Regions from separate parts of the Homo sapiens genome. Here region 1 is linked to region 2. The links are chromatin loops, found by intact Hi-C in ENCODE. Cell type or tissue: chondrocyte. All regions are shown on one strand. Links, peaks and the distances in the headings refer to the core of each region. The heading gives the core; the rest is flanking DNA. Region 1 has its middle 39 kb from the start of NFIC. Region 2 holds the start of SMIM44 (small integral membrane protein 44).

Region 1 (5,372 bases), core at 216-5,215, 160 kb before region 2:
ACACACTGCAGTCATGCTGTATGTGACTTGGCAGGCGTCTCTGTTCCTCACTCAACTGCAGGGAGGGAGATACTTCTGTCCTAGCCTTCTCAGGGCCTCTAGCACCCCACATCAGAGAGCATGGCTCATAATTGGCACTGAAGGACCAGGCGCAGTAGCTCACACCTGTAGTCCCAGCAGTTTGGGAGGCCGAGGCAGGTGGATCACCTGAGGTCAGGAGTTTGAGAGCAGCCTGACCAACATGGTGAAACCCCATCTCTACTAAAAATACAAAAATTAGCTTAAAAATACAAAAATTAGCTGGGTGTGGTGGCAGGCAAGTGTAATCCCATCTACTTGGGGGGCTGAAGCAGGAGAATCACTTGAACCTGGGAGGTGAAAGTTGTAGTGAGCCGAGATCGTGCTGCTGCACTCTAGCCTGGGTGACAAGAGTGAGACTCCCATCTAAAAAAAAAAAATCTCTATCAGTATGGATTTGTACAGATTAATGTTATACTTTGGTTTCTAATCCAATTATGTGTACACACACACACATTATATATATATCCTCAACAACAGCAAACATTATAGAAATATTTGCAATGTACTTGCAAAAGAATTTTACTGGGCAACAAATATGTAAAGAGTTCCTACAAATCAATAAGAAAAGATCAACTGAAAAAATATGCAAAGGATATGAACACATCACCACAGAAAATACCTAAAAGTAATAAAAATGGACTTTAAATCTGTGAGAAAATGGCTGGGCACAGTGCCTCACACCTGTAATCCCAGGACTTTGGGTGGCCGAGTTGGGAGGATTCCTTGAGCTCAGGAGTTTGAGACCAGCCTGGGAAACATGGTGAAACCCTGTCTCCACAAAAAATACAGAGATTAGCCAGGTATAGTGGCTCATGACTGTAGTCCCAGCTGCTCAGGAGGCTGACGCAGGAGAATCACTTAAACCCGGGAGGCGGAGGTTACAGTAAGTCGAGATCACGCTATTACACTCCAGTGTTGGGCAACAGAGAGAGACCCTGTCTCAAAAATAAATAATAAAAAATAGATAAATAAATTAATTAAAATATATGAGAAAATGTTCACCCTGATTCATAGGAAGGTAGATTCAAGTTAAAACTACAATAAGGCTAGGTGTAGTGGCTCACACCGATAATCCCAACACTTTGGAAGACTGACACAGGAAGACTGCTTGAGGCGAGGAGCTCAAGACCAGCCGGGGCAACATAGGGAGATCGTGGCTCTATAAATATGGGGTGCGGTTGCTCATGCCTGTAATCTCAGCATTTTGGGAGGCCGAGGTGGGTGGATCACCTGAGGTCAGGAGTTCGAGACCAGCCTGGTCAACATGGTGAAACCCTGTCTCTACTAAAGATACAAAAATTAGCTGGGCATAGTGGTGGGCACCTGTAATCCCAACTACTCGGGAGGCTGAGGCAGGAGAATCACTTGAACCTGGGAGGCAGAAGTTGCAGTGAGCCACGATTATGCCATTGAACTCCAGCCTGGGCAACAAGAGTGACACTCTGTCTCAAAATAAAATAAATAAATAAATATATATATGTATATGTATATGTGTGTGTGTGTGTGTGTGTGTGTGTGTGTGTGTGTGTATATTAAGACTGAGTGCTGTGGCTCACACCTGTAATCCCAGCACTTTGGGAGGCCAAGGTGGGCGGATCACCTGAGGCCAGGAATTTGAGACCGGCCTGGCCAACATGGCGAAATCCCATCTCCACTAAAAACACAAAAATTATCTGGGTGTGGTGGCAGGCGACTGTAATCCCAGCTACTCGGGAGGCTGAGGCAGGAGAATCGCTAGAACCTGGGAGGTGGAGGTTGCAGTGAGCCGGGATGGCACCACTGCACTCCACCCAGCCTGGGCAGAGCCAGGCTCCATCAAAAAAAAAGAAAAAAGAATATTCAGTGCCACCTAGTTTGTGGCGGGAAAAGACTGGAAATAAACAGAATAAGCATTGAGAGGCACTTTTCTTTTTTTTTGTAAGCGATGCATCCGTGCAATAAATCGCTGCAGCATTATTAGCCATTCTGATGGGCAGCCCTCTGAAATTTAAGTGATGAACGGCCGCGATGCTTGTGGTTGTCACTAGAGGGAAGCACATGACCATGAAAGCTTCTTCTATGACCGTCTCAAATTATTGAAGGGTTTATCCTGTGATTTTCATTCTTCGGTTCCTTTCTTTTCCCTTTTATTTACCCCATGCATTTCTATCCGTTTTCTTCTTTTTCTTTTTCTCTTTCTTTCTTTTCCTTCCTTCTTTCTTTTTTCTTTCTCTCTCTCTCTTTCTTTCTTTCTTTTTAAATTTTTTTATTTTTTGAGACGGAGTCTCACTCTGTCTCCCAGGCTGGAGTGCAATGGTGCAATCTTGGCTCATTGCAACCCCCACCTCCTGGGTTCAAACGATTCTCCTGCCTCAGCCTCTGGAGTAGGTGGGATTACAGGTGCCTGCCACCACGCCCGGCTAATTTTTTTTGTTTGTTTTTGTTTTTTTTTTTAGACGGAGTCTCCCTCTGTCGCCCAGGCTGGAGTGCAGTGGCACGATCTCGGCTCACTGCAAGCTCCGCCTCCTGGGTTCACGCCATTCTCCTGCCTCAGCCTCCCGAGTAGCTGGGACCACAGGCGCCCGCCACCACGCCCAGCTAATTTTTTGTATATTTAGTAGAGACGGGGTTTCACCGTGTTAGCCAGGATGGTCTCGATCTCCTGACCTCGTGATCCGCATGCCTCGGCCTCCCAAAGTGCTGGGATTACAGGTGTGAGCCACCGCGCCCGGCCTAGATACAGGATTTTGCCATGTTGTCCAGGCTGGTCTCAAACTCCTGACCTCAAGTGATCCCCCAGCCTCAGCCTCCCAAAGTGCTGGCATTACAGGTATGAGCTACCGTGCCCATATTAACTGTTTTTTGTTTTTTGTTTTTTGTTTTTAAGATGGAGTCTGGCTCTGTCACCCAGGCTGGAGTATGGTGGTGCAATCTCGGCTCACTGAAACTTCCGTCTCCCAGGTTCAAGCAATTCTTGTGCCTCAGCCTCCCAAGTAGCTGGGACTACATGCGCACACCACCATGCCTGGCTAATTTTTATATTTTTTAGTACAGATGGGGTTTCACCATGTTTCCCAGGCTGTTCTCGAACTCCTGACCTCAAGTGATCCACCCGCCTTGGCTTCCCAAAGTGCTGGGATTACAGGTGTGAGCCACCACACCCGGCCCTGTATTAACTTTTGATAGATATTCAACCTACAAATAGGAAAGTATATCTAGTATAAAGGTACAGCTCAAAAATTGTCCCAAACCAAACACATTTATGATTTGTGTAATCAGGTCCCTGAACTCATCAAGAAAAATAATATTTCTGCTTCCCCCACCACCCACAAAGTCACCCTGATCCTCCCCCTTGGTCTCTAACTTTCCCATGGTTAAGCACTGGCCCGATTTCTGTCTTCATAAATTAGTACAGGGCACAGTGGCTGACATCTGTAACCCCAGCACTTTCGGAGGCTGAAGCAGAAGGATCACTTGAGGCCAGGAGTTAAAGATCCGCCTGGGCAACACAGTGAGACCCAAAACGTGAACATATGTTTATCTCAAACATAAATAACAAAGTAAATTAATCAATCAGTACTGCCCACTGTGAACTACATTACACTAAATCCCATAATGACAGGCTTTTTGTCCTCAACGTAAAGCTTGTAAGATTCATCTGTGTTGTTAAATGTTTTTGTAGGTTGAATATCAGCAAATTTTTTCTTGTAAAAGGCCGTATCGTAAATATTTTAGGCTTTGTGGACCAGGCAGTCCCCATTGCAGCTACTCACCTCTGTCCCTGTAGTCAATAGGCAGCCACAGACAATATGTAAGTGAGTGGGTGTGGGTGTGTATACCAATAAAACTTTATTTATAAAAATAAGTGATGGGCTGTGTGTTAGTCAGGGTTCTCAAACAGAACCAATGGGGAGTGTTTGTGTGTGTGAGAGACAGAGAGACAGAGAGAGAGTGATTTTAAGGAATTGTGGAGTGCAGTGGCTCACGCCTATAATCCCAGCACTTTGGGAGGCTGGGGCAGGAGGATCTCTTGAGCCCAAGAGTTTGAGACCACCCTGGGCAGCATGGTATCCTCATCTCTAAAAACAAACAAACAAACAAATTAATAAATAAATAAAATACATTTGCCAGGTGTGGTGGTACACACCTGTAGTCCCAGCTAGTTGGGAAGCTGAGGCAGAGTTGAACCCAGGAACTCAAGGCTGCAGTGAGCTGTGATCACACCACTGCACTCAAGCCTGGGTGACAGCACAAGATCCCGTCTAAAAAAAAAAAAAGAAAGAAAAGAAAAGAAAAAGAAAAAAAATTGATTTGCTTGATATGGGGGCTAGCCAGTCTAAAATTTATAGAACAGGGCAGCAGGCTAGACATTCAGGTAAGAGTCAATGTTGCAGGCCGGGCGCGGTGGCCCACGCCTGTAATCCCAGCACTTTGGGAGGCCAAGGCGGGCAGATCACGAGGTCAGGAGTTCAAGACCAGCCTGGTCAACATGGCGAAACCCTGTCTCTACTAAAAATACAAAAATTAACCGGGCAGCCAAGGCACAAGAATTGTTTGAAACCCAGGAGGCAGAGGTTGCAGTGAGCCGAGATTGCACCACTGAACTCCACCTTGGGCAACAGAATGAGTCCCCGTCTCCAAAAAAAAAAGAAAACCAAAAACAAAAACAAAAAAAAAAACAGAAATAGAGTCAGTGTTGCAGTGTTGGGTCCAAAAACTGTAGGGCAGTCCCCACAGTCTGGAAACGAGGACTTTTTTTTTTTCTTTTTTTTTTTTTATGGAGTCTCGCTGTGTTACCCAGCCTGGAGTGCAGTGGCGCGATCTCTGCTCACTGCAAGCTCCACCTCCCGGGTTCAAGCGATTCTCCAGCTTAGCCTCCCGAGTAGCTGGGACTACAGGCACACGCCGCCACGCCCGGCTAATTTTTTTGTATTTCAGGAAAGACGGGGTTTCACTGTGTTGCCCAGGCTGGTCTCGAACTCCTGAGCTCAGGCAATCATCTGCCTCGGCTTCCCAAAGTGCTGGGATTACAGGCATGAGCCACCGTGCCTGAAGAAATGAGGATTTTTATGTCCCAGTCTTGAGGCAGAATTCCTTCTTCTCTGGGAAAACCCGAATTTTGCTCTTACATCCTTCAACTGATTGGACGAGGCCCACTCACATTACAGAGGGTCGTTTCCTTCACTTAAAGGCAGCTGACTCTAGACATTCAGCACATCTGCAGAATACCTTCAGAGCAAAACATGCAGATGCCTGTTGGAGCAAACAACCGGGCAGCATGGTCTCGCCCCATGGCCCCATGCAATCAAACA
Region 2 (5,372 bases), core at 234-5,233:
GTCTGCGGCAAGGGAGCTGGTGAGGCAACTCCCCGGCCCCGGCCACCCTCCTCTGTCCCCTCCTCAGCTAGGAGAAGCACTAGGATCCCCTGACCACCCACCCAGGGTGACCCAGCATCGGCCCCAGCTGGGTTTCGGTGGGGGCAGCTCACCGGCCAGGTCGTGGGCGAGGTCTTTGATGAGGTGCCCGACGATGGCGTAGGCGACGGCCACCACCACCAGCGCGGCCAGCAGCAGGTACAGCACGTACCTGGGCAGGCGGATGCTGTCCAGGGGCGGCGGCCGGTACTCCTCGTACAGCGGCGGGGACGGGCTCCAGCCCTCGGCCTCCCCCTCGGCCGCCAGCCCCGGCATGGTGTCCGCCCGGCACAGGGGAGGCCCGGAGGTGACCCACACAGCGGAAGTATTAAGGGGCTTTGAGCTAAGAGGATTGGGCGGCTGCCCCACGGCCACCATCTGCCTGGGTTAATCACATTGTAAATCACTTCCGCCCACCCGCAACCTACCTGCTCAGCTCCAGCCACGACTCTGCCCAGCCGTCCCCACCTCGGGGCCTCCGCACCTGCGCTTCCTTCTCCCAGGAACGCCCTGCCCAGATTTCCTCATGGCCGGCTCACTCTCTTCATTCATTCATCTTTTTAATTCTTATTATTTTATTTTATTTATTTAATTTTTCTTGAGACGGAGTTTCACTCTTGTCACCCAGGCTGGAGTGCAAAGGCGAGATCTCAGCTCACTGCAACCTCTGCCTCCCGGGTGCAAGTGATTCTCCCACCTCAGCCTCCGGAGTAGCTGGGATTACAGGTGCCCGCCACTATGCCTGGCTAATATTATTATTATTTTTGAGACAGGGTCTCGCTCTGTCGCCCTGAGTGCTGGAGTGCAGTGACGCGATCATAGCTCACTGCACCCTCAACCTCCTGGGCTCAAGCGATCCCCCCGCCTCAGTCTCCCAAGTAGCAGGAACTACAGGTCCTCGCCACCGTGCCTGGCTCTTCATTCATTCATCGAATATGTATTGAGCAGCGACTATGGCTGGGCACTCTCTTAGGTGCTGGGACACAGCTATGAGTAAGAAAGACCAGGCCGGGCGCAGGAGCTCACGCCTGTAATCCCAGCACTTTGGAAGGCCGAGGTGGGCGGATCACTTGAGACAGGAGTTTGAGACCAGCCCGGCCAACATGGTGAAACCCTGTCTCTACTAAAAATGCAAAACCTAGCTGGGCGTGGTGGCGGGCGCCTGTAGTCCCAGCTACTCGGGAGGCTGAGTCAGGAGAATCGCTTGAACCTGGGAGGTGGAGGTTGCAGTGAGCCGAGATCATCCCACTGCACTCCAGCCTGGGCAACATAGCGAAACTCCGTAACAAAAAAAAAAAAAAAAAAGAAAGACCAAAACCTGACATTCCAGGGAGGGAGATGGATGCTAAGAAAGAAACATAACCTTAGAGTAAATGATATATTAGGTTAGAAAGGGAGGTGTGGCTGGGCGCCGTGGCTCACGCCTATAGTCCCAGCACTTTGGGAGGCTGAGGCAAGAGGATCACTTGATCCAGAAGTTCAAGATCTCTCTGGGCAACATAGCAAGACTGCATCTCTACAAAAACTTTAAAAACTAGCCAGGCGTGGTGAGTGCCTGTAGTCCCAGCTACTCAGGAGGCTGAGGTGGGAGGATTGCTTGAGCCCAGGAGTTCAAGGCTGCAGTGAGCTATGATTGCACCCCTGTACTACAACCTGGGTGACAGAGTGAGACTATCTCAAGAAAAAAAAAAAATTGGGCTGCCAAGGCATCACTGAGGAGGTGACATTTGAGCAAAGACCTGGAGGAAAAAGGGAACCAGCCATGGGAGATCCAGGGGAAAGAGAGTTCCAAGCAGAGGGCACAGCCCCTGCAAAGGCCCTGGGGCAGGACTGTGCCTGGCGTGTTGGAGGAACAGTGAGGAGGCCAGTGTGGCTGGAGCAGAGTGAGCCGGGGGAGTGGGGGGGAGGGGAGGATGGGGAGCTGTCAGGGCAGGTCCTGCAGGGCCGTGTAGACTGTGAGGAAGACTTCGGCCTAGACCCTGAGGAATGTGGGAGCCATGGAGGGCTGTGGGCAGAGGAGGGATGGGTCCGGACCCAGGTGCTCACAGGTGCCCCCTGGTGGCTGCTTTGGGGAGAACGGACTATGGGGGCCAGAGGAGGAGCCAGGAGGGGACTGAGCTGGTCCTAGTGGAAGGAAAGTAGGCAGATTTGAGATGGACATTTTTTTTTTTTTTTTTTTTTTTTGAGACAGGGCCTTGCTCTGTCACCCAAGCTGGAGTGCAGTGGTGCAGTGGTGGGATCTTGGCTCACTGCAGCCTTGACTGCCCAGGCTCAAGCGATCCTCCTGCCTCAGCCTCCTGAGTAGCTGGGACTACAGGTCTGTGCCCCCACACCTACCTAATTTTCTGTATTTTTTTTTATAGGAACAGGGTCTCACTATGTTGCCCAGGCTGCTCTTTAACTCCTGGGCTCAAGCGATCCTCCTGCCTCAGCCTCACAAAGTGCTGGGATTACAGGCATGTGCCACCGCACCCAGCCTTGGGATCGATTTTTCATTAAAAAAATCTGTTTTTAGACTAAATGCCTGCAATGATGGTGTTGCCATTTCCTGAGTTAGGAACATTGCAGAGGAGAAACCTGGGGAGAAACACAAGGAATTCCAAGTAGCCAGGGGCCAGGGAAGCCAGGACAAGGCAGTAGGAGGTGGTGGTGAGGAAGACCTGGGTTCAAATCCCAGCTCTGCCCGTCACAGCATGACCTTGGCTCTCCAGGGTTCCCTGGCTTCTCTCTACAATGGGGTGGGTAAAGTTTCCTGGGGTGTTGGGAGGAGGAAATTCAACAATGTGTAGAAGTGTGAGCCTTCCCGGGCGGGCGTGGTGGCTCACGCCTGTAATCCCAGCACTTTGGGAGGCTGAGGAACGCTGATCATGAGGTCAGGAGTTCAAGACCAGCCTGACCAACATGGTGAAACCCCATCTCTACTAAAAATACAAAAATTAGCCAGGCGTGGTGACATGTGCCTATAATCCCAGCTACTCGGGAGGCTAAGGCAGGAGAATCGCTTGAACCCGGGAGGCGGAGGTTGCAGTGAGCCGAGATCCCGCCACTACACTCCAGCCTGGGCAACAGAGCGAAACTCCATCTCAAAAACAAACAAACAAAAAAAAGTGTGACCCTTGCCAGGTGGTGGCTCATGTCTGTAGTCCCAGGGACTTGAGAGGCTGAGGCAGGAAGATTGCTTAAGCCCAGGAGCTGGAGGCTGGAGTGAGCTAAGATTGTGCCACTGTACTCCAGCCTAGGTGACACAGCTAGATCTTGTCTCTACAAAAAAGGGGGTGGCTTTTTATTTTATTTTATTTATGATTTTATTTTATTTTGAGACAGAGTCTCTCTCTGTCGCCCAGACTGGAGTGCAGTGGCGCGATCTCAGCTCACTGCAAGCTCTGCCTTCCGGGTTCACGCCATTCTCCTGCTTCAGCTTCCCAAGTAGCTGGGACTACAGGCGCCCGCCACCACGCCCGGCTAATTTTTTTTTTTGTACTTTTAGTAGAGACGGGGTTTCACTGTGTTAGCCAGGATGGTCTCGATCTCCTGACCTCTTGATCCACCCACCGCAGCCTCCCAAAGTGCTGGGATTATAGGCGTGAGCCACTGCGCCCGGTGAGGGTGGCTTTTTATATTTTTGTTTGTTTTTGAGACAGAGTCTCGCTGTGTCACCCAGACTGGAGTGCAGTGGTATGATCTCCTCACTGCAACCTCTGCCTCCCGGGTTCAAGTGGTTCTCCTGCTTCAGCCTCCCAAATAGCTGGGACTACTTTCCAGGGTTTTGTTTTGTTGGTGGTGGTGGTGTTCTTTTAAGACTCCCTCTCCCTCTGTTGCCCAGGCTGGAGTGCAGTGGGGCCATCTCGGCTCATTGCAACCTCCACTTCCCAGGTTTAAGCAATTCTCATACCTCAGCCTTCCAGGTAGCTGGGACTACAAGCATGTGCCACCATGCCCAGTTAATGTCTGTATTTTTAGCAGAGACAGGATTTCACCATGTTGGACAGGCTGGTCTCCAACTCCTGACCTCAAGTGACCTACCTGCCTCAGCCTCACAAAATGCCGGGATTACAGGTGTGAGCCACTGTGCCCAGCTTTTTCTTGTTGTTTTAAAAACATTGCAGCTGGTCTGTGTTGATGGGTAAAGAGAGGAAACCAAGGAGGCAGGAGAGAAAAGGGGGAAGGGCTGAAGTAATGGCTGTGAGTTGATGAGAAGGACGAGGAGTTGGTGAGGAAAAGAGGTGGCTCAGGCAGCCAATGTCACATTGGAAGGTGCCACCTTGGAAGTGGCTCCTTCGGCCCCAGTTGAGCCTTCAGATGAGGCAGCCCTGGCCGACAGCTTGATTGCAACTTCATGAAACACCCAAAGCCAGAAACATCCAGATACGCTTGCTGCTCCCAGACTCGTGACCCACAGGAAAGGTATCTGTCTTCTTTCCTCTGTCTCTGGGGGTTTTCTTGTCTTCTTTATTTAAGATGGAGTCTTGCTCTTGTCACCCAGGCTGGAGCGCAATGGCACACGATTTCGGCTCACTGCAACCTCTGCCTCTTGGGTTCAAGTGATTCTCCTGCCTCAGCCTCCTGAGTAGCTGGGATTACAGGCATGCACCACCACACCCAGCTAATTTTTGTATTTTCAGTAGAGATGGGGTTTCACCATGTTGTCCAGGCTGGTCTCGAACTCCTGACCTCAGGTGATCCACCTGCCTTGACTTCCCAAAGTGCTGGGATTACAGGTGTGAGCCACCGCATCCGGCCTTGTCTTTTTTTTTTTTTTTTTAATTAAAGAGATGGGGGTCTCACTATGGTGCCCAGGCTGGTCTTGAACTCCTGGGCATAAGCGATCCTGCCTTGGCCTCTAGAGTAGCTGGGACTATAGGCATGTGCCTCTGTGCTCAGGTCCACTTTTCTGTCTCTGTAAGGACACTGGTCATTGGATGTAGGGTCTACCCTAAATCCAGGATGATCTCATGCTGAGATCCTTAACAACACCTGCAAAGACTCTATTTCCAAATCAGGTCACATTCATGGGTACCAGGGGTTACCACCTGGACAAGCCTTTTCGGGGGACACGATTTGACCCAAGTCCAGCTGTTTGAAGCTGCTAAGTTTGGAGTAATCTGTTGCACAGCCACAAGGATCTTAGGTAAGTCTTGGCTAGCAGAACCAACAGTTCATCAGCCAGCGTTAGCAGGCAGGAGGGGAGGCAGCATGCACGGCACAGGGACAGGCAGGCGGGCACAGCTGTTGGTGGGGTGTGCGGAAGGTCTGCTTGATTTTTTCACTGAAGCCGAAAGCAAGGTCATCAGCTG

The links. Peaks named below come from ENCODE experiments on the same cell type or tissue, not always from the same donor. Only the 100,000 strongest peaks of a DNase experiment are listed, where the experiment ranks them.
Region 1: it touches region 2 in a loop (4-fold over the local background); 105 of 110 quality-filtered maps call a loop at or near these places.

Annotation. Positions count from the first base shown.
Region 1 is chr19:3,325,038-3,330,409 of GRCh38, forward strand. No RefSeq gene overlaps it. Among named protein-coding and RNA genes, the nearest start is that of NFIC, 39 kb to the right of the region's middle. In chondrocyte, for the core only: a CTCF peak has its summit at 2,110 (motif pointing right); no DNase peak of the experiment used is centred there.
Region 2 is chr19:3,483,050-3,488,421 of GRCh38, forward strand. It overlaps SMIM44 (small integral membrane protein 44), which reads right to left and starts at 392. Exons shown (of 2, transcript NM_001395954.1): 1 at 153-392; 2 at 1-2. The coding sequence starts at 354. LOC105372246 (a long non-coding RNA gene) reads left to right here. Exons shown (of 5, transcript XR_936264.2): 1 at 1-237; 2 at 5,079-5,206. RefSeq lists an enhancer at 170-708 and silencers at 2,041-2,090, 2,101-2,150. In chondrocyte, for the core only: CTCF peaks have their summits at 2,141 (motif pointing left) and 2,353; no DNase peak of the experiment used is centred there.